Regions from separate parts of the Homo sapiens genome. Here region 1 is linked to region 2. A link is an interaction called in ENCODE POLR2A ChIA-PET data of the cell type or tissue named here. Cell type or tissue: IMR-90. All regions are shown on one strand. Links, peaks and the distances in the headings refer to the core of each region. The heading gives the core; the rest is flanking DNA. Region 1 holds the start of TCEA3 (transcription elongation factor A3). Region 2 holds the start of LOC107984928 (a long non-coding RNA gene).

Region 1 (15,046 bases), core at 2,275-10,274, 160 kb before region 2:
AGGGTTAAGGCATAATCTGGGAATGGATACACAGGAATGGCTGCCATCATTGGCAGATCCTGCCCCAGCTCTACCACCACCTCCCCTTCCAACCTGGACCCCCAGAGTCCTAGCCCTGACTCCTGGCTGAGGTCAGAACCCCACTACTGTAACTAAGGCCCTGCTCTGCACGAGGCCGAGGGCCCAGGGCTAAGCCTGACATGGAGGATATCTGTAGCTTTGGTGAAACCTGAACCTAGGGTTGGGGGTGGCACTTGGCTGACTGTCAGGACCCCTCCCATTCCCAACCCTCTAGTGTCTATTTTTTTGAGATGGAGTCTCGCTATGTTGCCCAGGCTGGAGTGCAGTGGTGCAATCTCAGCTCACTGCAACCTCCACCTCCCAGGTTCAAGCGATTCTCGTGCCTCAGCCTCCTGAGTAGCTGGGATTATAGGTGTGCATCATCGTGCCCAGCTAATTTTTGTATCTTTAGTAGAAACGGGGTTTCACCATGTTGGCCAGGCTGGTCTCGAACTCCTGACCTCAGGTGATCTGCCTGCCTCGGCCTCCCAAAGTGATGGGATTACAGGTATGAGCCACCGTGGCCAGCTCACTCTAGTGTCTTTGAGCTCCAGTTTCAACTGAGACAGCAGCTCCGGCTATGAGACCTTGCATCTGTCTGTGCTGATTTTTCAGGGCCAGGAGCTTTTGGTAAATCTGGGGACTTTAAGGGCTACACAGGGATTTTAAATGGGGGCTTTTCCCTCTCCCTGGATCATTGGCCTCTTGGATCCCACAGGCCCAGGGCCTTGGGAATTGGGGTATTCAAGAAAAGCGAACCAGTCTTGCTCCAAGGCCCAGAGGTCCCCTACACCTAGAAGATACCCTCTCCGCCCCCGAGATGCCCCTGTGTCCCCCTCAGTCCCTCCCTGGGAGGTCTCCACCTCAAGATCCCCTCCCCACAGGCCCCCCTCAGAAATTCCTCCCAGACTCCACCTTCCCCCACCAGGGGTCTTTCCCTCCCCCACCAGCTCTCCCCCCAGGCACTGTCCCAAGGCTTCCCACCCCCGCCCCACCTGTAGTAGCTGGATGGACATCTGGCAGCTGTGCAGCTTCTTCAGAAGGTCCAGGGCCCCTTCCTGTGGGAGGCCACAAGGTGAGGACTGGGGCCTGGGTCCTGACCAGGCTTCTCTGACTATTGTGTGGTCTTGGTACAGAGAGCAGGAGGATACAGACAGACATGTGGCCGAAGGACAGGCAAGGGGCAGAAGGAAGGAGAGAGACGAGAAACAATCTGTCCTAGGTGGTGCTCTAACTTCATCCCCCGCCACCTGCTGGGTTCAAACCCTCTGAGCCAGGCTCCTGACCTCCAGCCTTTGGTTCTGCTGTGCCTCTCCCCAGGAATGCCCTCCCCCTTCCCCATCTTTCCTCCCAAATGAATTCCTTCCTGGCTTATTGTTGCTCGTGTGCCTGTAGCGTCCTTCCCTTACCTCCCCACTGTGAACTTCGCAGGGTGAGGACTGGGAGCCTTTTAAAAAACAAAACAGAACAGTTTGGCCAGCATGGTGGCTCACACCTATAATTCCGGCACTTTGGGAGGCTGAGGTGGGCGGGTCACTTGAGGCCAGGAGTTCAAGACCAGCCTGGCCAACATGGTGAAGCCCCATCTCTATTAAAATACAAAAATTAGCCAGGCGTGGTGGCGCATGCCTGTAATCCCAGTTACTCAGGAGGCTGAGGCAGGAAAATCGCTTGAGCCCAGGAGATGGAGGTTACAGTGAGCCAAGATCACACCACTGCACTCCAGCCTGGGTGACAGAGCGAGACTCCAACTCGAACAAAACAAAACAAACAAAAAACAGCTTTTTTGAGGTATAATTCACATACAATAACTGCACACTTTGCAGTGTAAAATTTGATAAGTTTCAACATACGTGTACACCCATGGAACCCTCACCACAATCAAGATAAAAGCACAGCCACCAGCCCCAAAAGCTTCTTCCTGTCCCCTTTCTAATCCATCCCTCCCCATCCCCAATCCTAAACAACCACAATTCTGCCTTCTGTTACTATAGTTGACCTTGTATCTTTAAGGATTTTATGTAAAGAGTATGTAGGGCAAAAACCCTTTTTTATCTGGCTTATTTCGGCATAATGATTTTGGAGACTCATCCATGTTGTCTCGTGGATCAGTAGTTCCTTTTTATTACTGAGTGGTTTCCACTGTATGTATGTACCACAGTTTGCCTGGCATTTTTTGAGACAAGATCTCACTCTGTTGCCCAGGCTGGAGCGCAGTGGCACAATCACAGTTCACTGCAGCTTCGACTTTCCAGGCTCAGGTGATCCTCCCACCTCAGCCTCCCGAATAGCTGGGACCACAGGTATGCACCACCACATCTGGCTAATTTTTTGCATTGTTTCGTAGAGATAGGGTTTTGCCATGTTGCCCAAGCTGGTCTCAAACTTCTGGCCTCAAGTGATCCTCCTGCCTCGGCCTCCCAAAGTGCTGGGATTACAGGCGTGAGCCACCACACCCAGTCTACCACAATGTTTTAAATTCATTCACCGGTTGATGGGACTTATGGATAGGTTCCAGTTTGGGGCTGCTAGAAATAAAGCTTCTAGGTACATTCATTTCAAGTCTTTGTGTGAACAGGTACTTTAACTTCTCTCGGGTAAAGAGAACCGTTCTAATCTCTGAGAACTTAGGGCTCAGCAGAGAGTCCAGTGCTCCCTGAGTGGATGAACTTGTGCAGAACTAAAGCAGAAAGAAGGCAGGAGGCAGAAAAAGGCTTAGGTTTGAAAATCTGTGAGCTGCCAGGCCCTGGACACCCTCCGACCCATTTCAGCCTTCTCCTTTCCCCCAGCCCCTTCCTAGAAGCCATACCTGCCTGCTGTCCTGAGATCAGTTCCCTGGGGAGCACCAGGGGACGGTGTCCTGTATGTTCCTATCCTTGGCCCACAGTTCATGGTTCCAGCTGCCAATCCCCACCCTGGCAGGACCTGGACCATGTCCTAAGAGCTGCCCTCTGTCAGTCCTTAGCCTCCCTGAGAACTTGGGTTCACAGTAGGTTTTCAGAAGCGTGACCTGCAGATGTGTGTGTATGTGAACTTGGGGGTACACAACTCCAAGTGTAACATTAATTAAAGGCTTGCTATGTACTAGGCACTCTTCTAAGTTTTTTACCTGTATTATCTCATTTAACATTCACAATGGCCCTATCGGGTAGGTCCTGTGTATTATTCCCATTCTTACAGAATTATTATCCTGTGTTCACCAAAGAGCAATCCAAGAAAGAGAGAGGTTAAATAATTTTCTCAAGGTCACATGCTTTATAAGGAGCCAAGTTGGGATTCAAACTCAGTCCTTTTGGGCTCTAACCACTATACAAATTGTGTTAGCATGGGCGCAGATCTGTCTAGACATACACAATCATGGAATATCAACATGGGTAAGTGCAGTGGTGTGCTGGCCAACGTTTAACAACCAGTTCTCAAGGAAAAAAAAAAAACTGACCTGTAGTGTTTGCCAATTTCTGTGGTGTAAACACTCATCCCATGGCCAATTTCAAGCTACCAACATGCTGTCACTGAACTGAAGGAAGTTTTGGGAGGAGACGTACACTACCATACCATTATATAATATTTCCACTGTACAGATAACAATAGAAGTAAATTATCTCTGACCATACATGACAGTACAATGTAGTAAAACAATCAGGAAGTGATTATTTTGGAGGATTCCTTACCTTTGTTTTTAATATAATTTATTTATTGTAAGCAGATAATGTAGTTTTTTGAAACAATTGCTGTGTTTAACCACCAGGTTGCAAAATTCCTGAAAACGCAACAATCTGTGTTAAGCCAGTTCCAGCTCTCCACTGGGTGTATGCCTCGTGTGTCACAGCTGTATAACTGGGTCATATTGGAGGAGAATAGCCATGAGCCTGGATTGTAGCTGGATAAACAAAGCCTTGTGCAAATGTTGCTGGGTGTATCTCTCTGAACATACAAATGGGTTCTGTAGCCAGTAGTATCTCTGGTCTAAGTGTGCAGCTGTGAATATGCAGCTCCGGGCACAGCTGTGTCTATTTGGCTTTGTGGGATGACGCCTGTGTTATAAGATCTGAATGTATAAATGTGGCTGTTTGCTAAGTCTGTAGCATTGCATGTCTGGGTGTAGCTGTGCTGCGTGCATACGTGTGTGGCTGTCTTTGTGTATCATTCTATAACTATAATGGTCAATGTGGGTCATATGGGTCAGTATGCTTGTCATGTTGGTGTCAGTAGCCGTGTCTCATACGCAGTTAGGTTCAGTTGCTTGTTTAACTACTGTGTTGTGGCCACATGTTATAGCTATGTGTGTGTATGTAGCTGTGACCGTAGGCACTTGGTTGCATGTTTGAAGTTGCTTCTGTTAGTGCATGCTCAGAGGATGTGACAAAGCCTTAAGTGGCTGAGACTTCAGCAACCGGCAGTAAACCCCGGGCCTGAGCTGCAACGTGGAGGATCCGTCTTATTACAGGAAGTATGTCCTCCTCTGCCTAACCACTGCTGGGCGGGTCCACTTTCACTCCCAGAGCAGGCCCCACCTTTCTCGGCCAGACGCCCAGAGCTCCATGCCCACCCAGACACTGCCGAGAGCCCAGGCGCAGACGTGGCTGTAAACTGGCTCCATGCTGCAGGGACCCTGCGGCCAGACTTGCATCTTTTCAGGGGACAGCTCTGGGCACTTCCACAGGAATCCATCTCCAAAAGACACCATTTCCTCTTCCCATTTCACAGAAGAGGAAACTCGAGGTCCAGAAAGGGAAGGTTGAGTGGCTTTTGCCTAGGGCCATAAAAGGAGTGAGGGGGAGGCCAGGGCAGGTCCCGTCCTCTTCAGCCAGAGCTCTATCCCAAGCAGCCTGCCTCTCCTCCGGTCTCTAGGCGTCCCCACCCTACCCCTCTTACCCAGGGGCCCAGAATTTCTTTCCTGGCCCAAGCTTGGGGGTCAGTAAGGAGCTGGGCTGGGATAACCCGTCTATTTGAACTGGAATTTGGCTCAGAATCCCTGGCTGCGCTCTGCCAACCCCAGCTGAGAAAATGCTCCCCCAAGACTTGTGGCTCAGTTGTACTGAGGATTGTGGAGGAGTCTGGAACGGGGAGTGCATGGAGGTTGGGAGTGTCAGGTGAGAAGCTCCCAGCACTCTGCAGGTTTGTGCTGTATCTTTCTGTGTTGGACCTGGCTGCGTAGAAGCAGGTCTTGTTCGCCAGTTCTTAGCAAGCACAGGTCTGAGTCCTACTAAGGGCTTTACATCTCTGTCTCATCTCTCCAATCCTCACCGCTGCCAGCAGAGACAAGAATCCAGTGACATCCCTTCTCCAGAGGCAGATAATCTCATCTCTTTCTTACAGATGAAGAAACTGAGGCTCTGGCCTTTATATGGACACCAACTCATGACTGCCCAGTGTCCACTCTAGGGCTCCCTGCCACTTCATGGTTCCAGTGACCCTTCCCTGGGCCTTGGCTACTCTTCCTGGCTCTAAAACTTCCCTTAGTGTCTCTTCCTTTCCCAGGCTCCTAAGTGTCCTGGAAATGCAGGTGGCTGCAGCACATGGCTACGGATGGTGGGAGGAAGAGGACCCTGGAACAGGAACGGGAGGTGGGAAGGGCATGCTCACCAGGCTCCCTTTTTTTCCCTCCCAGGGTGAGCGCAGGCCCTCCAGGACCCAAGGCCAAATTTGCTCTGGCCAGGCGACCAGTCGGCCGCCAGCCCCAGGCAAAGATCACGGGGAAGATCAAACATTAACTTCCAGCTGGGTCTGCGCTCTGGCCAGGACCCTCCGGTAGGGCTGTCAGCCCTGCTCCCAACCTCCCGCCGAGCCCGCTCCTCCCTCCGCCCTCGCCCTCGCTGCACAGGCCTCCAGCCCGGCCCCCTTCCCCCGCCCCGCGGGCCCCCGCACCTGTTCGGCCCCCGCCCGTCCGGGCCGCACCCCAAGGCCAAGGAAAGGGAAAATTGCCAAAAGAACCGCTCCTGACGCACCAAGCGGTGGGGTCGCAGGATCCACGGCCTTTTACTTCTCTCCCGCAGACCCACTCCGGGGTGCAGGGATGCAGCTCAGTACCCCCGTCAGCCCAAGTTTCTCTGCCACTTCTCGGGCCACCCGGATTTGCCCCCCGCCCCGCCCCCGCCATCGCCGCCGCTCCCCGGGCTTTGCACACGCCAAGCCCTGGGACTCCCAAAGTCCTTTCCCACGTCCAGCTCTCTTCGCCCGCTTTCCTGGGCCCTGCACTAGCTGCCCAGGGTGAACCCTACACGTCCAAAGGGACGTGCACAAGTCGCGCCTCCGGGACCCGCACGATCCCCCTGGCGTCCTGGGCCACGCACACGCCCACCTCGAGGTGCTCAGCAAGGGTCCCCAAGGGGCCTTGGGCCCTGCACCAGCCGCTCCTCCCTCGGGTCCCCGAGTCCCGTACGCGCCCCCATGGCGCCCCGCCAGTACGTCCCCACCCCGGAATCCGGGGCTTGCCCGCGCCTCCCGGGGGCGGGGGCCGTGGCCCAAACTCTGCAGCCTCACCGTGTTCTTCCTGGCCACCATCTTCTCCAGCTTTTTGGCGATCCTCAGCAGCTCCTCTTCCTGGCCCATGTTGGCCCGCGACGCCCGGCGGGGCGAGGGGCACAGGGGCAGCAGTAGGGCCTCGGGGGCAGGAGGCGCGAAGGCGGAGGGCGCGCAACCCGCGCGGGCCCCAAACACACACGACACACACGCCCGGCGGGGGCGGGGCTCTCCCCACCCCCACCCCCCCACCGCCCGCCTCCCAACTGTGCGGGGGAGGGGTGGCGGGCACTAAATATAGACTTCAAGGACTTGCCCGGGCACTGATTGCCCGCGCCGGCCGATCGGGCCTCAGGGGAGGGACGAGGCTGAGAGAGGGGACCCTCCAACTCCGGCCCTTCCAGGGGCGCCGGGGGACCGAAGAGAGATTTGGGAAGGAGGGCTCTCTGGCGAGCTGGGAGGCTGTGACCTGGCCACAGGCGGCGGTCGCGGCGCGGAGGGCGCCCGAGGGTGTCCCAGGGGCCCTGGGAAGCGTTCTGGGCTCCCGCGTCTCTGCACCGTTGCATCTCAAAGCGGGAGGACACAGTTCCGCGCCTATGCCCAAGTGGAGGCAACTCGGTGCGCTCGAATCCCGTGTGTGTGTGTGTGTGTGTGTGTGTGTGTGTGTGTGTGTGTGTGTGTAGATCACTAAATCCAGCTCTGCTTTAACCTGCACTCACTCCATCGTGCACACGGCCTGTGCATGCCACGTGTATCCAGGCTCCTGTTTGCCTCTGTCTACCTAAAACTTCCTTTGCTGGCTGTTTTGTTAGTAAGGCTTTGCATTTTTAACAAGCTCCTATGTGCTGGGGGTGCTGCTGGTCCCAGAACTACACTCTCGAGTAGTGAGAGCTTATCGGGGAGATTCTTTTTATTTTTTTGAGACAGGGTCTCCCTCTGTGGCTGAGGCCAGAGTGGAGTGGAGCAATCAGGCTCACTGCCTCGACTTCCCCAGCTCAAGTGATCCTTTCTGCCTCAGCCTCCTGAGTAGCTAGGACTACAGGCGTGAGCCATCCATCATGCCCAGCTAATTTTTTAATTTTTTGTAAAGACTAGGTCTTACTACGTTGCCCAGGCTGGTCTGGAACTCCTGGTCTCAAGCGATCCGCCTGCCTTGGCCTCCCAAAGTGCTGTAATTACAGATGAGATTCTTTTTTTTTTTTTTTGAGACGCAGTCTCGCACTGTCGCCCAGGCTGGAGTGCAGTGCCACGATCTCGGCTCACTGCAAGCTCTGCCTCCCGGGTTCACACCATTCTCCTGCCTCAGCCTCCTGAGTAGCTGGGACTACAGGCGCCCGCCACCACGCCCGGCCAATTTTTTTGTATTTTTAGTAGAGATGGGGTTTCACCATGTTATCCGGAATAGTCTCGATCTCCTGACCCCGTGATCTGCCTGCCTCGGCCTCCCAAAGTGCTGGGATTACAGGCGTGAGCCACCGCACCCCGCCGAGATTCATTCTTAAGTGCACCAAATTTTGAGAAATATTGATCCAGGTGCAAGGCTGCCAGGTCAGGCCAGTATCCCCTCAGTGGGGTTGGGTTTGGAAGTCATCTTAGTGGAGGGGTGGAAACACAATTGTGCCTATCTTCCCCAGCCATGCAGGGATCTGCCTTCCTGTGGAATGATCTCCAATGATCTTCAAGTATCTCCTGCAGACCCAGTTCTCTTGCTAAATAAGTGAGTTTAATGGACAGAAAATGATCTTCCTGTGATGGGGGTGGGGCTCAGGAACCTGGAGGGAAGGCATGAAAAGTGGTCCACAGTGTGTGGGAGCTGGGGTTGGGGTGTCGAGTGAAATCTCCTGATTTTCCTGAGAGAACCGCATTTCAGCTTGGGTCGCAGAGGCAGCTTGGTGTGGACACCTATCTTCTAATTGCTATGTGACGGGGATCAAGGTAGGACAGAGTGGGTTTTTTTCATCCATTCAACAAATACGTATTGAGTGTCCAAGCAATGAACAAGACAGACCCAGTCCCAGAAAGCTTGAGACTCAGTCTATGGGCAAGAGAAACCTTAAACAAAAACAGACATAGTCAATTAATGCATTTATCATAGCTGGGGTGAAGGGCAGGAAGCAGTGGAGGATAGCTTAAGGACACATTTGAGGGGACCTGCACTATTTAGGGTGTCAACTTCTCTGAAGAAACGAAGTTTAAACTTTGGGCTGAAGTACACAGTGGCCGTTGAGGGGAGGAGGAAGAGTGTTCACGGAAGAAAGGAAGAGGCATTCAACATATATTTATGGAGCACCTAATATGTGCCAGGTAGTTCTTGTTCTGGACATCCAGAGAGGAACAAAACAGTCCTCCCCTCTTGGAGTTCCAAATGTGCAAAGCTTAGGGATGGGAGGGTGCCTGGCCTGCCTGACAGTGTTGGAGGAACTGAAAAATTGGCGTGGCTGCAGCACAGAGGTGAGGAGTGTGGGGAGAGGCAGTGGGTGGGACCTGAGCATGCAGTGCCTGCCGGTCACATTTGGGAAGTTAGACTCTAATGGTTTGGGATTCTCTGGGAGGCCTTTTGGCCAATCCCAGCCAAGCCCTTCTGGGTTGAAGAGACTCAACCTCAGCAGCCTGAGGCTACTTAGGATTGCCTTATTAAAAAAAAGGCCAGGAGCAGTGGCTCATGCCTGTAATCCTAGCACTTTGGGAGGCCAAAGCAGGAGGATTGCTTGAAGCCAGGAGTTCAAGACTAGCCTGGGCAACAGAGAGAGACCTCGTCTCTACAAAATATTTTAAAAAGCTGGGCATGGTGGCGTGGGCCTATAGTCCCAGCTACTCGGAAGGCTGAGGCAGGAGGCTTGCCTGAGCCCAGGAGTTCAAGGTTACAGTGAGCTCTGATTGTGCCACTGTACTCCAGTATGGGAGACAGAGCCATCAAAAAAAAAAAAAAAAGAGAGAGAGAGAGATTTTTCTCAAACTTCCACCCAGTCACCACCCTGAGATGCGCGACATCAAAAAAAAGTTAAGACTCCTAGAATGTCAGGGTATGAAGGCCCCTAAGAAAACATGGAGTCCAACCTCTTTATTGTATAGATGGGAAGACCGAGGCCTAAAGAGGGTGATGATTCTCTCAGGGTTGGACCCTGTTGATACCATCATATCCCCTCTGCCTACCTGTCCACCCTACAGGTCACTGGAAGATAATTCCTGGACACACCTTGGACAGCTCCCCACATTTCTCTATTTGGAGCTTTGGGGTGGTAGGAAATTGATGCCCTCAGAAAGGACACCCCCAACCAGCAAGAAACCAGAGTTGGTGGAAAACATCATTTCTTCACTCTCGATGGGACAACCTGAAGGCATGTTCTAGTCAATACTCCTTCTCACAGGTCCCCAACAAGAGTTAGAGACAGAGTCTCGCTCTGTTGTTCAGGCTGGAGTGCAGTGGCGCCATCATGGCTCACTGCAGCCTTGAACTCCTGGGCTCAAGCAATTCTCCCACCCGAGTAGCTGGAGTATAGGTTCTCACCAACACGCACAGCTCTTTATCTTTGACTTTCTGTTTCATTTCTCTATTCCCTCATTATGCTTCCTGGGATCATTTCACAGATAAGCTACTTGCTCCCAAATCCTTGTCTCAGGGGCAGTCAACAGAGACAGTGGCAGAGGACCATGGGAGAGCTAGAATTTCAGGTCTCCAGACTCCTAGTCCAGTGCTCTTTCCAGGGTTTCTCAACCTTGGCACTATTAACATTTTGGACTGGATAATGCATTGCTAGGGAGGGTTGACCTATGCACCGTAGGATGTTTAGTAGCATCCCTGACCTTTGTCCACTAAATGCCACTAGCATCCTCCAGTTGGGAACAGTCAAAACTGTTTTCTGCTTTATCAGAAGTTCCCCGGGGCAAAACACTGTGGTTGCAAACCACTATTCCACATCAGGCCATCTCCCTTGCCAGGTCCAGAGAAAGAATTTCAAGCCCCAAGATTCCTTTCCCCTCCCTGTTGCTCTTTAGATCACATAAATGAAACCACTGGAAACTGACCCCCCAATCCTTTATTAGAGATGAGTGAAATAACAAGTCTGAGATGAATGAAACCAGACACTGGGGGCTCAAAAGACAACCCTGTTCCTGTGGGAACCACAGACCAGTCAGGTCTCCAGGGGAAACAGCACAGCCTCCCCAGCCAGGCAGCTGTGTTGGCCATTGGTGCTCTCTAGTCTCCCCTGCTTGGCTTGGCCCATTCCTGCCAGGGCCCAGCACCCAGCAACTGGCAAGTTGAGATGTTAGTGGTTGATGATGGCTTAGGTGTATCTGCTTTCTCATTGGGGCTGAGCAATGATAGAATTTCTAGGGCTGGGAAGCAGAACCCTTAAGTCTCTGCCCTCCCAATTCTATTACTCTCCCTTCTTTCTTTGCCTCTCCATTCCCTCAGACTAAAAGGCTCCTGAGTTGACCAAGAGAAAGAGAAGAGAAGTGGGCATCCATCAACCCTGACTATTCCTTTCCTTCCTGCTAAATCAAGGACACAGGCAAATGTGGGTGCATCTGACTCTACAATTTGGCTGGGGAATATAGGAGAATGCCTAGGGAAGGCTGTGCTGTCCCTCAAAAGGAGTGACATTCAGAATATTTTTATTTAACAGCCAGTACAGCATGCATGTTGACCAGCCAGAATGGATGTGATCTGTAGACAATTGTAATGGTCATATAGGTATAAACCAGCTGAGTCCAGAGCCATGCCCTGGAATCTGACCCTGCCTATTCCCAAGCCCAACCCTTAAGACCAGCTTTCCACCAAAGGACCACCCCTGCAGGGCCCTTGTCTTACTCGTGTGGTATCTGAAGTGCCTAACACAGGTCCAGACATAGAGTTGGAATTTAGTGAAGGAATATTAGACTAATAAATGGCTGGCTGAGAAGACAGTCCCTACTTGGCAGGGTCCCTGATCTGGAAGTCAGTGATGGAGGGCTCTCCTGCCCTTGTGAAGCCCCCAGACTGACGGGGGAAATAGAGTCTCGATCTGATGAGGGACTGAGAGTTCTGCAGCTGAAGCCAGCTCAGGAGCACTCAGATCCAGCCACAGGGCTCCCAGGCCCCTAGCGGGTAATGAGATAGGAAAGAACCGCCATCAGTCCTAACAGGGAAAGGCCATGTGTCCTTGGTAGAGGCATGGCCTGTGGCAGGAAGAAGGCCAGCTACAGAGGCACAAGGGACAGAGAGAGTGAGATCCAAGAGAACAAATGTCTCAGCTCCCCAGTTTTGTGAGCTCAAGTCCCAGCTCTGAACATTGGGGCCTAGCATGGGGCATGTGGGGGCCAGCAAGGAGCTAGTCTTGCAAAAGTTGCACAGAACTTGCTGGGAGACTCCCAGTCCTTGAGCCATCTCCTTCAGTGATGCCAACCTGCAGAAAGAAGGATGAAACTGACATTTTCAAAGCACCTGTAACATACCAGGTGTTCATCTCACTCAGTTTCACATCTGTCCTATTGTAGATAAATTAAATTATTCTCATTTTACAGACAAAGAAACTGAGGCTTGAGGAAGTGAAGCCACTTATCCAAAGTCTCCTTACTCTAAAGCCCAAGCTCTTGCTATCATACACACCACAATCACAGGCATCAATTAAATGCCATCTGATGGATACTTGGTTTTCAGGGCAATAGTGGAACCAGAATATGGACATAGATTTGTGTCTGCTGACTAACTCTGGTGGACTAAAGATGACGATTCCCCAGACAGAACCAGCTTTTGCCCCTGCCATCCTGACTCCCAACACAACCAATGCCATTCTGAGGAATTCCCAGAGGAACAAGGGACAGAAGAGGCTTCTTTCCCAACACAACTGGCTCTGATCTGTGCCCACTCCTAGGTTCAACTAATATATGCCATTGTTGGAGACTTGGTGATTCAGCAGGGAGAAGCTGGATTAAGGATGACAGCTCTTGCCCTGTCCCTGTCACATCCCTCTATGCCTGGGATCTGAAAGTCCCTGTGGATTCCAGGAGACTCATGAACAAGGGGAGAGTTAGGCAAACAAGGGCTGGTACACGGCCACCTAATCCTGCCTCTTCTGCAGGGAAGTGATGCCTTCTCTGAGCGACTGGCCTGGCTAACACAACTTTCCTCATCCTCCCCTGGGGAGAAGCCAGAGCTTGGGCCTCATGATCACTGCCATCCCTCAAGGCCTGGGCTCTCCTCAGCTTCACCCAGCCCTGGGCTGGAGCATGGAAAGAGGAGCACCAGGACAGGGACTGGCCAAACTGCAGCCACCTGGGCACCAGGACAGGGACTGGCCAAACCGTGGCCACCTGGGCACCAGGACAGGGACTGGCCAAACCGTGCCCACCTGGGCACCAGGACAGGGACTGTCCAAACTGTGGCTGCCTGGGCCCATCTGTACCCCAACCATGGGGAGGTCTCCCACCCCAATACGCCTACTCTTGACTAACTCTGCCTCCCAGGCACCCTGCCACCGCCCCTCAAACCATGGTCCCAGAGTTCCTACCGGCACGTTCCTTCTGGGCAGAGGCTGCCTGGCTGAGGGACCATCTTCAGGGCTCCGCGCCCCCCGCCGATAGGAGCGAGTGCTCTCGGAGCTGGAAGGCAGGGAAAGGCCAACATGACCCTCATGTCCAGAGAGCCCCTCAGAGTGGGGAGAAAGGGCTCAGGAACAGAGCCAGTCTGGGGGCTTAGGATGGGTGGGTAGAGTCCACAAGGCCCCCAGGCCAGGTCCATCACAGGCCCAAGAAGGCTGGAACTGACCTCCAGAAGACTCTGTGGATATCTGCAGGTCTACTTCTCCCCAAACTCCAGACTGAATGGGTTTGTATGGAAGGGAGAAGACTGGATCCTGGGTTGGAGGTGGGGACAGAGTGAAGACCCCACTGAGAGCCTCTAGAATAAGCCACACAGGGGGCTAAGCCTACTTTACTCCAACATCAGCAGGGAGGATCCCTGGCTCCTCCTCAGCTCTCCATGCAGGATTTGGGAGCAAGTGTGTGAAGGGGGAAGGGGTCCCAGGGTTCAGCATTTCTGCATAAGTGATGGGCCCAGAGATGGCGTGTGACCCAGTCTTTAGGCAGGTACTATTTAGAGGTGTGGAAATCAATGGATGCTCAGAGAAGTCAGGGGATTTGCCCTGGTTGCACAGCTGGGCCCTCACCAACCTGAATCTGACGGGGAGGTACATCTCCGAAGGGGTGGTCCCGGATGTCAGGCTGGGTCTGGAGGTGCCTGGGGGCTCTCGGAGGCCCTCTTCAGAGTTGGGTGGGGCTTGGCTGGGATCCCCAGGTTCCAAGGGGCTCATCAGACTGGAGGAGGAGGCTGGACTGCCCAGGCTCTCAGGGGTCTCAGGGGCCTCTGAACTCAGGCTGGAGACTTCAGAACGATCTGGAATCAGAAACATCAGAAATGATAAAGCTTTTCTTTATCACTTGCTCTGTGCCCAACCTCAAAGCAGTCTCTGGCCTCTAGGATTTTTTTTTTTTTTTTTTTTGAGACAGAGTCTCACTCTGTCACCCAGGCTGGAGTGCAGTGGTGCAATCTCGGCTCATTGCAACCTCCGCCTCCCAGGTTCAAGAGATTCTCCTGCCTCAGCCTCCAGAGTAGCTGGGATTACAGGTGCATGCCACCACACCTGGCTAATTTTTGCATTTTTAGTAGAGATGGGGTTTCACCATGTTGGCTGGGCTGGTCTCAAAATCCTTACCTGGGGTGATCCGCCTGCTTCGGCCTCCCAAAGTGCAGAGATTACAGGCACGAGCCACCACATCTGGCCTAGGATCTCTTCTGGTTCTCTGCCAATAGTCCATTCCCCATCTACCTGTCCAGTATTCTCCTTCAACTGATGAAGCCTTTGTTCGCGGTGGCCAGGGCCATGCTGACTCACTTTTTTGCTTGTGCTCATACCCTGTCCCAGTTTGGATTCTCCTGCTCATCCCTCAGGTTCACTCATATGCTATCCTCACCAGGAAGCCTTCTTAAACCAACCCCCAATCCCAGCAGGACATGCTCCCTCTCCAACTGCCCCAACCTCCCACAACAAGTCTGTTCCTTCATTCGACAAATAGTTCTTGAGAACAGCCAGGCTCTGCGCTAGGCACTGGACAAATAGTATTCAATGAAACACTCAAAGTCCTTGTCCTTTTGGGATTTACATTCTATATCACATTGTGCCTTGTATTATAATGAATTGCATTCCAGTTTTTATCTCCCCTACTAGACTGTGTCTTGGTAGCCCTCAAAGGACTCAGGATGAAGGGGATGCTCAATAAACTCGTTTCTCTCTTGTTAAGTGGAGCATTGAGGAATTTGGAATAAGATGGGCTGAGATTTGAATCCTACATCAGAGACTTATTAGCTGTGGGATCTTAAACATGTGACTTAACACCTCTGTTCTTTTATCTGTAAGGGGAAGATGAGAACCCCTTCCTGGGAGGTCATCATAAGGATAGTACGGACTAACATATGCACTCAGCTCAGTGCCCCAGCATATACAGGTCCTCTGTGAATGGCATGGTGAGCATTTATCTGGGCATC
Region 2 (15,046 bases), core at 4,093-12,092:
TTTTTTTTTGAGATGAAGTCTCACTCTGTCGCCCAGGCTGGAGTGCAGTGGTGCAATCTCGGCTCACTGCAAGCTCCGCCTCCTGGGTTCACACCATTCTCCTGCCTCAGCCTCCTGAATAGCTGGGATTACAGGCGCCCACCACCATACCCAGCTAATTTTTTTGTATTTTTAGTAGAGACGGGGTTTCACCATGTTAGCTAGGATGGTCTCGATTTCCTGACCTCGTGATCTGCCTGCCTGGTCCTCCCAAAGTGCTGTGATTATAGGATTATAGACCACTGCGCCCGGCCCAATTTTTTTGTACTTATTTGTAGAGACAGGGTCTCTCTATGCTGCCCAGGCTTCCAAACAACTTTTGTGACAGATACTATTATCATCCCATTTCACAGTTGCGGAAGCATCAGAAAGGTGAAGCCACCCGCCTAAGACCGAAGAGCTAGAAGCAAAAGAGCCAAATTTCAAAACTGCAAAGTGTTCCTGACCTCTGGGCTGTCCTGCTTCCTGGAAATTGCTTGGGCAGTGCGCTCCATCTTCCTGGGGCATTTAACCCACAAGTTTGCTAGCAGCCATGTTTTCAAGCTGCAACAACTACTTCTTGGATGGTGAGAATTGGGAGAGATGGCAGAAGGCCTGGGGAAGAGTGGGGATGCTGGGAAAGCCTCCTGGTGAGAAAGCTCAGGCCACAGCTGGGCCAGGGACATCCACAGCAGTCTCCAGGCTCTGACACCCCCTCCCCAACCCTGACTCCCTCCCAGGGGAGAGAATAACTTGGCTCCAAAGCTGAGGCCAGAATATAAGCCAGAGACCTGCTGACCTGACCCCCCCACCCTGGAATCTACTGAATCTGGGGCCAGGAGCAAGGAAGGGCTGACCCCAAACTGAACAAATCAAAAAGCCAAGTTCCCCTCTGAGCCCTGCAATTTTTTTTTCTTTTGGACCAAATAAGGAAGGAGCACCTGTTACTTTATAATCATACTGTAGGACAGCCTCGAGTTGAAAGCCATGGGATCTGGAGTCTTGAAAACGCGGTTCAAGCTCCTATCTTTTCTATTTCCAAACTCAGTGTCCTAGAGCAACTCACTCACTTTCCCCAAGCTTCAGTTTTTCTATCTATGAAATAGACAATGATACTCCTGTTAAGAGGGCGCTTGTAAGGATTTGGGGGACCAGAGGTTAAATTCGCTTCATTTTAGTTCACCTACGTTACTTATGTTTTGTTACATGTCTTAAGTTATGGTTTTAATAATCCCCCCACTCAAAAATAAACAAGATTAAAAGAATAATGAAAATAGTTAATAATAAGTGTCAACATTTATGGGCACTGATTTTGTGCTGTTTCAAGTGCTTTATACACATTAACTCATTTATCTTCATAAAAAGCCTATGAAGCCATTATACAGATGAGGAAACAGGCTCAGAGAGGCTAAGCATGTTGTTCAAGGTCACACAGCATGGAAGAGGCAAGCCGACTGACTCCAGAGCCTTAGCTTTGTGCCAGTCAGAATGGAAAAGAACTCCAAAAGACACCAACCTGGTTTATTCAAGTGCTGGCATGTAAGGATAAGGAAAAGCAGCCATCAGTTTGAATGACAGGCGATGGGTCCGGAGTAATTAGCCAAATGTATGAAGATTTCACCATTTCTAAACCATCCTGTTATATGACCACACATACCATCTTCATGGAAGTGCAGTAGCATCACCATGACAACTACTTTTGTGTTTTTACCTCTAATGTAATCGATTGTATTTTAAAATATTTTTAAATGAATAAAAGCTTTTGAATTTAATGTTTTAAGTAGGTAATACTTTCACCTGGTTAAAAACTCAAAAAGCTCGAGAGGCATAAAGTGAAAGGCCTCCTTCTCACCCCGGCCCCTGCCATCCTCTTCTCACAGTCAGCCAATGTTGCTAGTTTTGTGGGGAGGGGAAGAACTGATACTTTTTGAAAGTAGAAAGAGTGTGCTTGATTTGTTCTGAGGTCACAAGCCATAAAGCCCACCTTACTCTGGTTGATTTCTTCAGGTCGGCCTCAGCCTGATTTCCTGTACCCTTTGAGGCACTGCTGCTTCCTGCAGGTGATGGTTAGTCCCTTAGGGAGATGGTCAGTCCCTTCTCCCTCTGAACTTTCCCCTGAGGCACCCCCTTCAGTACCCGCTATGCTCCTGACCACATTCTCTCTGGCCTCTAGGCCTGACTGGTTCTCCATCCCCCAGAACCTGCAGAGCCTGTAAATGCCAGAGAAATCTCATCATCTCACACAGCTGATGTGGTAGAGGTGGACCCAGAGGTCACACCTGGGTGGCTTCAGGCTATATCTAGCCTATGAGATTTTTTGTTCTTTTTTGGTCTGCACAGTGATGTCAGAATTGGAAATCTTCACCTGAAAGTCCAATTTTCTGATTTCACTTGAAATATTGGCAGACTCAGCCACACTGAACCCATACTGATGCATGATGATGACAGCTGGAGCTGAGCAGCAGTTGCTCCCTTGAGAAGGAGCACAAGCTCTCTGGGTTGTATGGTCCCCGCCACTCTGGGTTGGTTAACATGGTAGGCAGGATCATAGTCACCTCCAAAGATGTCTGTGTCCTAATCCCTATAATTTGTGAATGTACTGTTACACGGCAAGTGGGAATTAAGTTTGCAGATGGAATGAAGGTTGCTATGCAGGATTATCTAGGTGGGTCCAATGGAATCAGAAGGGTCCTTAAAAGTGGGAGAGGGCAGCAGAAAAGAGTCAGAGAAAGAGAGGCAACCACGAAAACAGGGTCAGAGAGATGCCATGTTGCTGGCTTTGAAAATGAAGGAAGGGGTCACAACCCAAGGAATGTTGGCAGCCTCCAGAAGCTGGAAAAGGCAAGGAAATCAATTATCTTCCAGATTCTCCGAAAGGGAAGTCCCTGCAAACACCCTGATTTTAGCCCAGTGAGATCAGGTTGGTTTGAGAGCATAAACTTAAGTTGTTTTAAGTGACTAAGTTTGTAGTCATTTTGTTATAGCAGCAATAGAGAAGTAATACAGTTAATATGGGCCCTTGTAGGTCTCCAGGGATGGGGGAGTGGGGCACAGCTGTGAGAGCTGTTGTAAGTGTGCAAGACTCATAGCTTAAAGAGCTCGGTAAATGGCCATGAATGTTCTAATGAATAGGCGTAGCAGGCGGGTTCTGGGCAGAGTAGAGATATGGGTGACCCTTGCTTTGGTTTTTTCTCCCTCCACTCTTGTGACACCCTCTGCCCAGTTTCCTTCACAGCCCTGGGGCTTGCTGAGAGAGCCGGGCTGATATGTCAGGCCTTCAGCATTGAGTAGGGCAATCACTTAGCAAGTTGGCAGGTCTCAGCAGCTGGTGGAGGAATCTGGGCTCTGACTGAGGACAGGATTAGAGGTCAAAGTGGGAAAGTAGGGAATAGGCCCCAGACTGAGTAAAAAGACCAGGAGAGCTGAAGGTGGGGGAGGGTCAGGAGCAGGTTCTGAAAGGGGGTGCAAAGCTAGGCAGGGCCCAGACTTGAGGCCTGTTCTAGGTGGTGCTGGCTGGTAGGGGAATGACTGATGGTCTAGGATTGCTGAGGACAACTGTGCACCTGCCAGCACTGTCCTAAGCCTGCCTCTGAACACTAAGCTGTCAGCCTCTGTTTACCTTCCACTCTCAGTATAACCTGCATTCGGCCTATTTGTTGGGAGGCAACTGAAAAACTAATTTATCCTGAATTATTCTTAGTGACTGATAGTGGCTTACTGTGTCAGATACTTGCCAAGGAGATTCATGTTGAAGTGCATATCATTTTAACCTAAAAAGATGAAGTGCATTTAAGGTAGCAGTGTCTGAGAAGGAAAACCTCATGGCTACTGGTGGTGGGGGGTGGCAGGGAACATAGGATGTCACACGGTGGACAGCCTTACCTGCTCACAGGGCTGTACACCCCCAGGAGGTCTCTCATATTCCAGCCCCCATGTCCTTAAGTCTCTTTAGATTTTTTTCACCTGGGCTTTCATTACAATTCTTTTACTTTCCGTGTTTCCTGGGTAAGCTTGTTTATATATTTTTAGCAAACATTCATGTAACACTATGTGCCAGGCACCATTCTAAGTGCTTTACAAATGTTTATTTAGGTAACAGAGGTACTGTTGCCTCCATTTTACAGATAAGGAAACTGAGACACAGAGAGGCTAATTTGCCCAAGACCACGTGGCTAGCGAGTGGCTACACTTTCTGAGCCTCGGCTTTCTTGGCTGTTAAATTGATATGTATATACAAGCGCCCTCTGCATAGCAGGGCTTCTCAGACCCAACACTATTGACATTTTGGGCTGGATAATTCTTTGTTGTGAGGCTGTCCTGTGCATTGCAGGATGTTTAGCGGTATCCCTGGCCTCTACCACATAGGGTATTCACTGCCAAGAGATGCCAGTAGCAACTCCCACTCAAGCTGTGACAAACCTAAAATGTCCCCTGATCTTGCCAAATGTCCTCTGGGGGCAAAATCAACCCTAGTTTAGAACCACTGCCTAATAGGATCCTGGGGAGGATTAAATGAGCTATTTCATATAAAATACCTTCCGGCAATCCCTTCCCCATTCCTTCCATAACTCTATGGTGAGTTCTAACTCCTCAGAACCCTCTTGTTCTTTCTGTTCCTCTACTGTTTGGAAAATGTGCCCACCTATGGAGACTGGGTGCTTGAGAGCTTCTTGCAAATCCAAAGCTGTTCCAGGAGCTAGACCTGATTCCAGTCCTGTCATTTCCACAGACATGCTGTGGGACCTTGGCTGAAGTCCTTCCCCTCCTTGAGCCTCGGTTTCCCCATGTGTACGAGGGGGCTGACCCAGAAGCTTTCCGAAAGGTCTTCTCACTGCAGGAATCAGTGACTGGGTGATTCATACCAAGTGCAAATTCCCCTCACAAAGTCCAAATTCTTCCAGCGACTTAGTCATTCCAGGGTTTGAACTTTCTCGCAAAAACCATTTGAAAAATTCTTCCAGCTTAAAAAAAAAAAAAAAAAGCTATTAAAAGAAAGTAAAAGTTTCAAAACCAAATCCTAGGCAAACAACCCTGAAAACAATACACACACATACATATACATACAGCACCCAAGGTAGCTCTGAGAACAGGATATGAAACCTTGCAGGCCGGCACTAAGAAATGATTCACAGGCCTTTGAGATGCTTCTATTTCAAGACACAGTCCACCCACTGGATCTGGTGGCTCCAAAAACAAACTTTCAGCTGCTGTTTCTTATCGCAGTGTGGTTCGCCTGGCCAGTATCCTTGGGTCTCAAGAGCTCCAGACAGAAGACAAGGTTGAGTCCTGTGAATTCCCTTTCTGTTCTATTTCAAGCCTCAAGCTGCTGGCTTGTTTAAAGAAAGTCTTTTGCATCCACCTTTTGGTTGGCTGACCCGAGTTTAAAGCAACATAGCCTAATGGGTTCGTAGCACAGCCTGCGAATTCATAATTTTAGTTTAGCAAGGCCTCTGTGTGGCTCCAGCAAGTCCTACTGGATCCTGGGCTGGTCATTCTAGAAGCTGTCTCCAGCTAAACAATCCTGCCTGGCTTTCCTTATACATATCAATATTATACTTGCCCTAGGCCAGGATTAAGAATTTTAGCACAAATTCAAAATTTCATGCTTTTATGTAAAATAGAAATATAAAAGTAATTCATTCGATGAAATGCTTACTGAGTGCTCACTATATGCCAAGCACCAGCAATGTACTGGCGATAAAATACAGCCCCTGCCTTCAGGAGCCACATTGAACAGGAAAAGCAGACAATCTAAATATACATAGTAGAAACACATGGAACTATTCCCTATGGGAAATGCCCTGCATAAAAAGTGATACCAAAGTTGGAGCAAAATTGAAAGAAATGCAAATGCTTGTGATACGGTTAAGTACATTTTCATCTGTACTTACCCTTGATTTTGTTTTAGATTTAGAAAATCTTGAACTTTCACTGTTGCTTCATTTGCCCTCCAAAAATCCAGAATCTTACAGAAAGGGTCAGTGTCTGGATCAAACATGTTTCTTATCTAATTTCCTTGCCCCAGTTTTTGTTTATGCCATCATTGCTGCATGGAGTCCTCCCTCCTCTCCTTGTGTATCCTCCAAGTTCTGATGCAAAGCCCACTTCCTCCAGGAAGCATTCGCAGACCCATCTGGCCACATCCTCGCTGTTCTCTAAACACACATATCTCATGCTCTTGACTTGGCCTTTAGCCTGTCCTGCCTTATGATCTCTCTTGTACTTCTGTCCTGAAGTTTTATCTAACTTATGAATTGGGGGAAAGAGGACAGGCACTGACATTTATTAAGTGTTTTATTGGTGACGGGCATTTTGCTAGCTCTTTACTGTATATAATGTGCCTGGTATGTAGAAGATGTTCAATAAATATTTGTTCAACGAATGCTTCAGTGATTTGGCTTAAACCTAACAATAACCCTATGAGACCAATTCTATTAGTATTCCCATTTTACAGATAAGAGAACTGAGGCACAGACAGGTAAAGTCTGCATTTGAGGGCTTTCTGTCTTAAAAGTTGAAGTTCAGACTTTCTCTTCTTCTCTGTTGCTTTTTTCTGCAAATAGATTTCCCTGAAGTGTCTTGATTAATTAATAGGACATATACTGTGCTCCCTGCTTTATCCCATCTCAGGCAATATTACCTGTTCTCTCCGTTGTGAGCCCATATTTGTATTTCTACAGTTAGTTTAGAAACCACTCTGCATCAGGCGTGGTGACTCACGCCTATAGTCCCAACACTTTGGGGAGGCTGAGGCGGGTAGATTGCTTGAACTCAGGAGTTCGACATCAGCCTGAGCAACATGGCAAAACCCCATCTCTACAAAAAAATGAAAAATTAGCCAGGCCTGGTAGTGCACATCTGTGGTCTCAGCTACTGGGGAGGCTGAGGTGGGAGGATCATTTGAGCCCAAAAGGTGGAGGCTGCATTGAGCGAAGATTGTGCCACTGTACTCCAGCCTGGGTGACAGAGTGAGACCCCATCTCAAATAAAAAAAATCATCACCCCACCATTACCTGTGCCTTGTCTACCTTTCCCACTAGACCATAGGCAGCACTAATGTAGTATGACTGCTGTGCCCCTGGCTGGCACACTGCTCATGCTCAGTGAAGATTTGCTGAGCCAGGGTGGTAGTGGTGGTGGTGGTGGTGATAACAATAGGTTGAGTAGTGATGTTCCCCAAAAGATATGTGTTAATTTTTTTTTTTTTTTTTTTTTTTTTTTTTAGATAGAGTCTTGCTCTGTTGCCCAGGCTGGAGTGCAGTGGTGCGATCTCGGCTCACTGCAAGCTCTGACTCCCGAGTTCACACCATACTCCTGCCTCAGCCTCCTGAGTAGCTGGGACTACAGGCGCCGGCCACCATGCCTGGCTAAGTTTTTGTATTTTTAGTAGAGACGGGGTTTCACCGTGTTAGCCAGGATGGTCTAGATCTCCTGACCATGTGATCCACCTGCCTCGGCTTCCCAAAGTGTTGGGATTACAGGCGTGAGCCACTGTGCCCGGCCAGATATGTGTTAAATTTTAATACCCAGTACCTGTGAATGGGACCTTATTTGGAAATAGGGTATCTAAAGATAGAATTAAGGATCTTGAAATGATATCCTGTATTTTTGGTGGGACCTAAATCCAAGGACTGATGTGCTTATAAGAGAAAGGAGACCAGGCACGGTGGCTCACATCTGTAATCACAGCACTTTGGGAGGCCGAGATGGGCGGATCATGAGGTCAGGAGTTTGAGACCAGCCTGGCTAACATAGTGAAACCCCATCTCTACTAAAAATACAAAAATTAGCCGGACGTGGTGGTGCAAGCCTGTAATCCCAGCTACTCAGGAGGCTGAGGCAGGAGAATTGCTTGAAATCAGGAGGTGGAGGTTGCAGTGAGCCGAGATGGTGCCACTGCACTCCAGCCTGGGTGACAGAGCGAGATTCCATCTCAAAAAGAAAAAAAAAAGAGAGAGAAAGGAAAGTAAGATTTAAGACACAGAGACACAGTGAGAAGAAGTACAATTGAAGATGGAGGCCGAAATTGGACTTATGAAGCCTCAAACCAAGGCATGTTAAGGCCACCTGTAGAAGCTAGCAGAGGGGCATGGAGCAGATTCCCCCTCAGAGCCTTCAGGGTAACCCCACCCTGGCGACACCTGCTTTTGGACTGCTGGCCTCTAGAACTGTGAGAGAACAAATTTCTATTGTTTTAAGCCACTGAGTTTGTGGTAGTTTGTAACAGCAACCCTACGAGATGAGCACAGAAGGTGAGCAGGACTTTCCCGCCTATGAAATTCAGGGTTTTGGGGAAACAGCTTCCACTCTGGGGCCTGACAGACCTGGGGTTGGCACCTGCCTGTCCTATGGTCTTGACTTTGCTCCCCTGAGCCTCAGTTTCTTCCTTTGTAAAGGGGAGAGCCAGAGTAAAGCTGCATTTGTAGAGTGCCAGACAGTGTGCTAAGCCCTTTATCGCATCCTAAGACTCCGCTTGGATGATAATAGGCCAGGAACGCCATTAACAAAGAAACTGTGTTTGAAATTGACAGCTTCACATTGCCACATAAGAAGCAACCTCCACCTCGTGTTTTTGCTTTGAATCTGACCATGTGGTAACTCAAGAAAACTCATGAATATTGGAGTCAGACAGGACAAGGTTCAAAGCCTGGCTCTGGTGTTTACCAGCTGGGTGAAACTGTGTGATCTGTCTTGCACTTCTGAGCCTCTCATAGTTTGCAAAATGGGAATGGTACTGGTCCCTACTTGATGTTGATGTGATGATTAAATTAAACGATAATTTTAAAAGCATGCTGTTACGAGCTGTGCCACAGAGGGTAGCACAGTTCCAGCACATAGGGGAGGCTTCTCTCTGAAGATGCTACTGCTGAAGATGCTGGTTCAGGAGGGGACAATCCAGGAAGAGTAAGCCAGTACACAGAGGACGGCAACAGCTGGGGACTGATTTTCCCAGAGGAGGAATGAGGGACAGCGCAGGCCTCTTGGGCAGCTGCTTCCTGGGGTTGTGATGTCACCGGCCCATCCAGGAGGCCACAGTACCAGCGCCTGTTACTGCCTCCCAGCTGGCCGGCTCCACTTCCTGCGCCCTGAGCCTGCCCTTGCCTTCTTTCTCATGACCCTCGGGAGGCAGCTGGGCTGCAGCTCAGAAAGCAACGCTCATCTGCAAGTTGGGACAGCAGAGGCCCTTCATTCCTCCCCAGGGCTCCCACACCTTGGGAGGGACTGTGAAGAGTGACTCTTGTCCAGTGGTTTTCAAACTGGGTTCCTCTAAGCCCTGGGGTATTAGTGCCCCAGGGACCCCTGAAGGTAAGGAGGTGGCGCGTGGTGGAAGCAAGGGGCACCCTAAGAAGGCTCAATTCTTTTTTTTTTTTTTTTTTTTTTGAGATGGAGTCTCTGTCGCCCAGGCTGGATTGCAGTGGCGTGATCTCAGCTCACTGCAAGCTCTGCCTCCCGGGTTCATGCCATTCTCCTGCCTCAGCCTCCCAAGTAGCTGGAACTACAGGCGCGTGCCACCACGCCCGGCTAATTTTTTGTATTTTTTAGTAGAGACGGGGTTTCACCATGTTAGCCAGGATGGTCTCGATCTCCTGACCTTGTGATCCACCCACCTCGGCCTCCCAAAGTGCTGGGATTACAGGCGTGAGCCACCATACCCGGCAGCAGGCTCAATTCTAATGCCACTCCCTTCACTCTCCAAAGCAGCTTTTTTTTTTTTTTTTTTTTTTTTTTTTGAGATGGGGTCTTACTCTGTCACTCAGGCTGAAGTACAGTGGCATGATCTGGGTTTATTGCAGCCTCGACCTCCTGGGATCAAGCAATCCTCCAACCTCAGCCTCCTGAGTAGCTGGGACTACAGGTACATGCCACAATGATCAGCTAATTTTTTATTTTTATTTTTGTATGGACGGGGTCTCCTCATATTGCTCAGGCTGGGCTCGAACTCTTGCTCCAGTGATCTTCCCACCTGGGCCTCCCAAAATGCTGGAATTACAGGTGTAAGCCACTGTACCTGCCTAACAGCCCCACTTATTATTATATTTTTTTAGACTGAGTCTCGCTCTATCACCCAGGCTAGAGAGCAGTAGCACGATCTTGGCTCACTGCAAGCTCTGCCTCCCGGGTTGACACCATTCTCCTGCCTCAGCCTCCTGAGTAGCTGGGACTACAGGTGCCCACCACCATGCATGGCTATTTTTTTTTTTTTTTTTTTTTGTAATAGAGACAGGGTTTCACCGTGTTGGCCAGGATGGTCTAGATCTCCTGACCTTGTGATCTGCCCACCTTGGCCTCCCAAAGTGCTGGGATTACAGGCGTGAGCCACTGTGCCCGGCCACAGCCCCACTTTTTATCTTGTTTATGAATTGAGTCTTCATATCAAATTTAATTTGGGAAAAAAAGACTGTGACAAAAGAAAGTTCAAAAAACCTCTGATCTTATGCATATGGGAATTAAATCCCAGTTTAAAAAAACGCTCCAAACTATTCTACTCATTTCATTTTCTAGATGGGAGACTGAGGCCAAGTGAGGAGGGGGGGCTCATTTGCAGCCACCCAGTGAATCAGTGTCAGAATCAGGAACCAGGCCTCCTGCTATACCAGATTCTGTTTCTACATCATTTGGTACCAGGTGTGGGGTGGGGGGCAGACAACTCTGATTCTCACACCTGGCAATCACCACCTTACTTCTGTCACTCCGGGAGGCACAGCTCAGAGGCAAAGTGAATCCAACTCAGTGACAGAAAACTGAGCCTGAAGCTAAACATGCAATCATCTCACCTCACTGAGCCTCAGTTACCTTCCTCTGTCAAAAGATAATACCGGTACATAGGCCTGGTGTGGTGGCTGACGCCTGTAATTGCAGCACTTTGGGAGGCTGAGGTGGGCGGATTACTCAAGGTAAGGAGTTTGAGACCAGCCTGGCTAACATGGCAAAGTCCCGTCTCTAATAAAAATACAAAAATTAGCCGGTGTGCTACAAGCATGTGCCTGTAACCCCAGCTACTCGGGAGGCCAAGACAGGAGAATTGCTTGAATTTGGGAGGCAGAGGTAGCAGTGAGCTGAGATCGCACCACTGCATTCCAGCCCGGGTAATAGAGACTGTCTCAAAAACAACAACAAAAAACTGGTGCCTGAAGAGGAGTACTGAGAGGACCTAACTTATTAGTTGTTCTTTCAACAAACATTTTGAAAACAACTACTATGTCCCAGGCAATGTGTGTGGCTTTGGGAACCAAAACAGAATCAGGATGTCAGGCTCTTGCTCTCATGGAAACCTATATTTTTATGGGAAAGACCAATAATACACAAGTAATCAAAGAAATCAATAAGAAAATATCAGAGAATAAATTCTATTATTAAAATAAAAAGAGTAATCAGAGGATATTTCTGATTAGATTGGGCAGTTGGAGAGAATGCTCTAAAGAGGTGATATTTGGGGCCAGGCATAGTGGCTCATGCTGGTAATCACAGCATGTTGGGATTACTAGGTGGGAGCTGAGGTGGAAGGATCACTTGAGGCCAAGAGCTTGAGACCAGCCTGGGCAACATAGTGAGACCCCATCTCTACAAAAATTAGCCAGGTGTGGTGGTACATGCTTGTAGTTCTACCTACTTGGGAGGCTAGGGCAGGAGGATCACTTGAGTCCAGGAGTTTGAGGTTACAGTGAGCTATGATTGTGCCACTGTACTCCAGCCTGGGCAACAGAGTAAGACCTTGTCTCTAAAAAAATAGGCAATATTTGAACTGAGACCTCAATGAGCAAACACCTAACTTATTAATACTAAATGTTAATGCTAAAATAGCAACATGTGAAGGACAAAACTGATAACCATGAGTGTTTATTTGCATTACAATTGAATTTTTGGAAATGTATGTAATGTATATGGATCATGTGTCTGTTTCTCCACTTGAGTTTAATGATGGTAATAACTATTAACATTTTTTGCACACTGGTAATATGCAGTGTCCTCTTCTAGGCATTTCGATGTTTTGCTTCATTTAATTCTCACAGCAATCTTGTAAGGTAGGCACTGATATTTTTCAATTTTACGATTTTTTTTCTTTTGAGACAGGGTCTTACTCTGTTACCCAGGCTGGAGTGCAGTGGCACCATCTTGGCTCACTGTAACCTCTGGCTCTCAGGCTCAAGTGATCCTCCCACCTCAGCCTCCGAGTAGCTGGGACTACAGGCGTGTGCCACCATGCCTGGCTAATTTTTTTGTATTTTTGGTAGAGATGGGGTTTTGCCATGTTGCCTAGACTGGTCTTGAACTCCTGAGCTCAAATGACCCATCCACCTTGGCCTCTCAAAGTGCTGGGATTACAGGCATGAGCCACTGTGCCCAGCCTCAATTTTACAATTTTTTTTTTTTTTTGAGACGGAGTCTCACTCTGTCACCCAGGCTGGAGTCCAGTGGCGCGATCTCAGCTCACTGCAAGCTCTGCCTCCGGGGTTCACGCCATTCTCCTGCCTCAGCCTCCCGAGTAGCTGGAACTACAGGTGCCCGCCACCATGCCCGGCTAATTTTTTTGTATTTTTTTGGTAGAGACAGGGTTTCACCGTGTTAGCCGGGATGGTCTCAACCTCCTGACCTCGTGATCCACCTACCTCGGCCTCCCAAAGTGCTGGGATTACAGGCGTGAGCCACCACACACACCCCCCTTTTTTTTTTTGAGACAGAGTCTCCCTGTTTCACCAGGCTGGAGTGCAGTGGTGTGATCTCGGCTCACTGCAACCTCTGCCTCCCGGGTTCAAGCAATTCTCCTGCTTCAGCCTCCCGAGTAGCTGGGACTACCAGTGGGCACCACCACGCCCAGCTAATTTTTGTATTTTTAGTAGAGAGGGGGTTTTACCATGTTGGCCAGGAAGGTCTCGATCTCTTGACCTCGTGATCCATCTGCCTCAGCCTCCCAAAGTGCTGGGATTACAGGCATAAGCCACCGCGCCTGGACAATTTTACAATTTTTTTAACCACGATTTATTGTTTTACAAATAAGGAAATTGAGATGCAGAGAGGTGAATTGACTTGCCTGAGGTCACACAGCTAGAAAGTGGCAGAGCTCCACCTTGAATTCAGTCAATCTGGGACCCATGGTTTTAGCCATTGCGCAGCTTTGCCTGGTCCTCTAGACAGTCTGCCCATAGTAGGTGCACAATGAAGAGGATGTCTGCTTCTGTTTGGAGAGAGGGAGCTCTGACCAGGTTATTTAGGGTGTTCAAGACCCTTGACATGACTGCCCTTTGAGTGGCACATGAAGTCTTGTGCTTTCCCTGCCTTGCTCTCTCCAACCTTCCAAAATAAATCCTTGACGGCCCAGGGGCTGGGGGAAGGTGGATAATGACTTGAAAATATGCTGGCATGACACACGATAGCATCTGCAATCATGGATTGTGAAATCTAGACAAGTTCTGAGACTGTGACTCACAAATTTTACGTCAAAAAGGAAATTACAAAGGAATAACTAGGAGCATCTTTTACAGAGCGTCCTTCTCTGGCTGTGTCACCCTGAGCCCTTGATCCTACATTTTAGTCATGGCAGGCGTCTGGAATACAGATGCGAACCTTGCACCACCATCCCTGGCTCAAAGCACCCGGCTCTCAGGTTCTCTCTCTCTTGAGGATTGGCTCTGGCTCTTCCCGAGCTACCTCCTGATCCTCCTGTAGTTCCTCTAAGGTGATGGCTCCAGCTGAGAAGCCTGGCAGGTCTGGGTTCAAATCCTGACTCAGTCACTTACCGGCTGGTACCCTTGGCCACTTTCTGGATCTCCATATTAAATCCATATTCAAGGATTAATTAGGGCTGCAGATGCTCACCTTCTAGGGCTTTTTTTTTTTTTTTTTTTTTTGAGACGGAGTCTCACCCTGTCAGCCAGGCTGGAGTCCAATGGTGTGATCTCAGCTCACTGCAACCTCCGCCTCCCGGGTTCAAACGATTCTCCTGCCTCAGCCTCCCGAGTAGCTGGGATTACAGGCGCCCGCCACCATGCCCAGATAATTTTTGTATTTTTACAAATAGAGACAGGGTTTCACCATGTTGGCCAGGCTGGTCTCGAACACCTGACCTCGTGATCCACCCACCTTGGCCTCCCAAAGTGCGAGATTACAGGTGTGATCCACGGCACCCAGCCCTTCTAGGGCTCTTGCACAGGATGACAGCTCCAATATCCTCCAAGAAGGAATTGTCTATTGTGTTCATTGCTATATCCCAGGGCCTGCCTAGAATGGTACTTGGCAAATAGTAGACCCTTAATAAATAACTGCCAAGCAAATGAATAAAAGTCCTAGTACAGTGTCTGGCACATAGTAGATACTCAGTATCTGATCACTTTTTTTTTTTTTTGAGACAGGGTCTCACTCTGTCGCCCAGACTGGAGTGCATTGGTGCAATCTCAGCTCACTACAACCTCCGCCTCCCAGGCTCAAGCAATTCCCCTGCTTCAGCCTCCCAAGTAGCTGGGATTAGAGGTGCATGCCATCACTAATTTTTCTATTTTTAGTAGAGACAGGGTTTCATCATGTTGGCCAGGCTGGTCTCTAAGTCCTGACCTCAGATGATCCACCCGCCTTGGACTTTTTTTTTGAGACAGGATCTCGCTCTGTCAGCCAGGCTGGAATACAGTGGTGTGATCATGGCTCACTATAGCCTCAACCTCTCAGGTTCAAGCGATCCTCCTGCCTCAGCCTCTTGAGTAGCTAGGACTACAGGAGTGCACCATCATGTCCGGCTAATTTTTGTATTTTTTGTAGAGACAGGGTTTTACCATGTTTCCCAGGCTGGGCTCAAACTCTTGGACACAAGCAACTCATTCATCTTGGCCTCTCAGTGTTGAGATTCCAGGTGTGAGCCACCGCACCCGGCCATCACATCACTGTTATTATTACTACTAATTCCTGAAAGAGACCCCCCTGATCAGCTGACCTCAGAATTCCTGTTGCTCAGCCTCTAACTCTCTCAGGATCCATTAATGTACCAGTTTCTTGTATATTGGTTGGTCTCGGATGGGTTAACTTGTGTGAGTTGGTGTCC

The links. Peaks named below come from ENCODE experiments on the same cell type or tissue, not always from the same donor. Only the 100,000 strongest peaks of a DNase experiment are listed, where the experiment ranks them.
Region 1: POLR2A ChIA-PET joins it to region 2 with 10 read pairs; 2 of 35 experiments call an interaction of 5 or more read pairs at or near these places.

The regions. Positions count from the first base shown.
Region 1 is chr1:23,418,022-23,433,067 of GRCh38, forward strand. TCEA3 (transcription elongation factor A3) reads right to left here and starts at 6,727. Exons shown (of 11, transcript NM_003196.3): 1 at 6,544-6,727; 2 at 1,056-1,118. The coding sequence starts at 6,612. LOC124903875 (a long non-coding RNA gene) reads left to right here and starts at 6,845. Exons shown (of 3, transcript XR_007065535.1): 1 at 6,845-7,140; 2 at 8,157-8,239; 3 at 9,691-10,962. It overlaps ASAP3 (ArfGAP with SH3 domain, ankyrin repeat and PH domain 3), which reads right to left. Exons shown (of 25, transcript NM_017707.4): 23 at 13,675-13,897; 24 at 13,014-13,104; 25 at 10,542-11,909. The coding sequence ends at 11,835. RefSeq lists an enhancer at 1,121-1,679. In IMR-90, for the core only: a CTCF peak has its summit at 3,821; DNase peaks (open chromatin) are centred at 4,080 and 4,500; H3K4me3 peaks cover 871 bases; H3K27ac peaks cover 1,152 bases.
Region 2 is chr1:23,572,355-23,587,400 of GRCh38, forward strand. It overlaps LOC107984928 (a long non-coding RNA gene), which reads right to left and starts at 5,353. Exons shown (of 2, transcript XR_007065540.1): 1 at 5,073-5,353; 2 at 4,082-4,979. It overlaps LOC124903876 (a long non-coding RNA gene), which reads left to right. Exons shown (of 3, transcript XR_007065537.1): 3 at 393-1,346. RefSeq lists an enhancer at 2,403-2,492. In IMR-90, for the core only: no CTCF peak of the experiment used is centred there; DNase peaks (open chromatin) are centred at 5,207, 6,137 and 9,047; H3K4me3 peaks cover 820 bases; H3K27ac peaks cover 3,670 bases.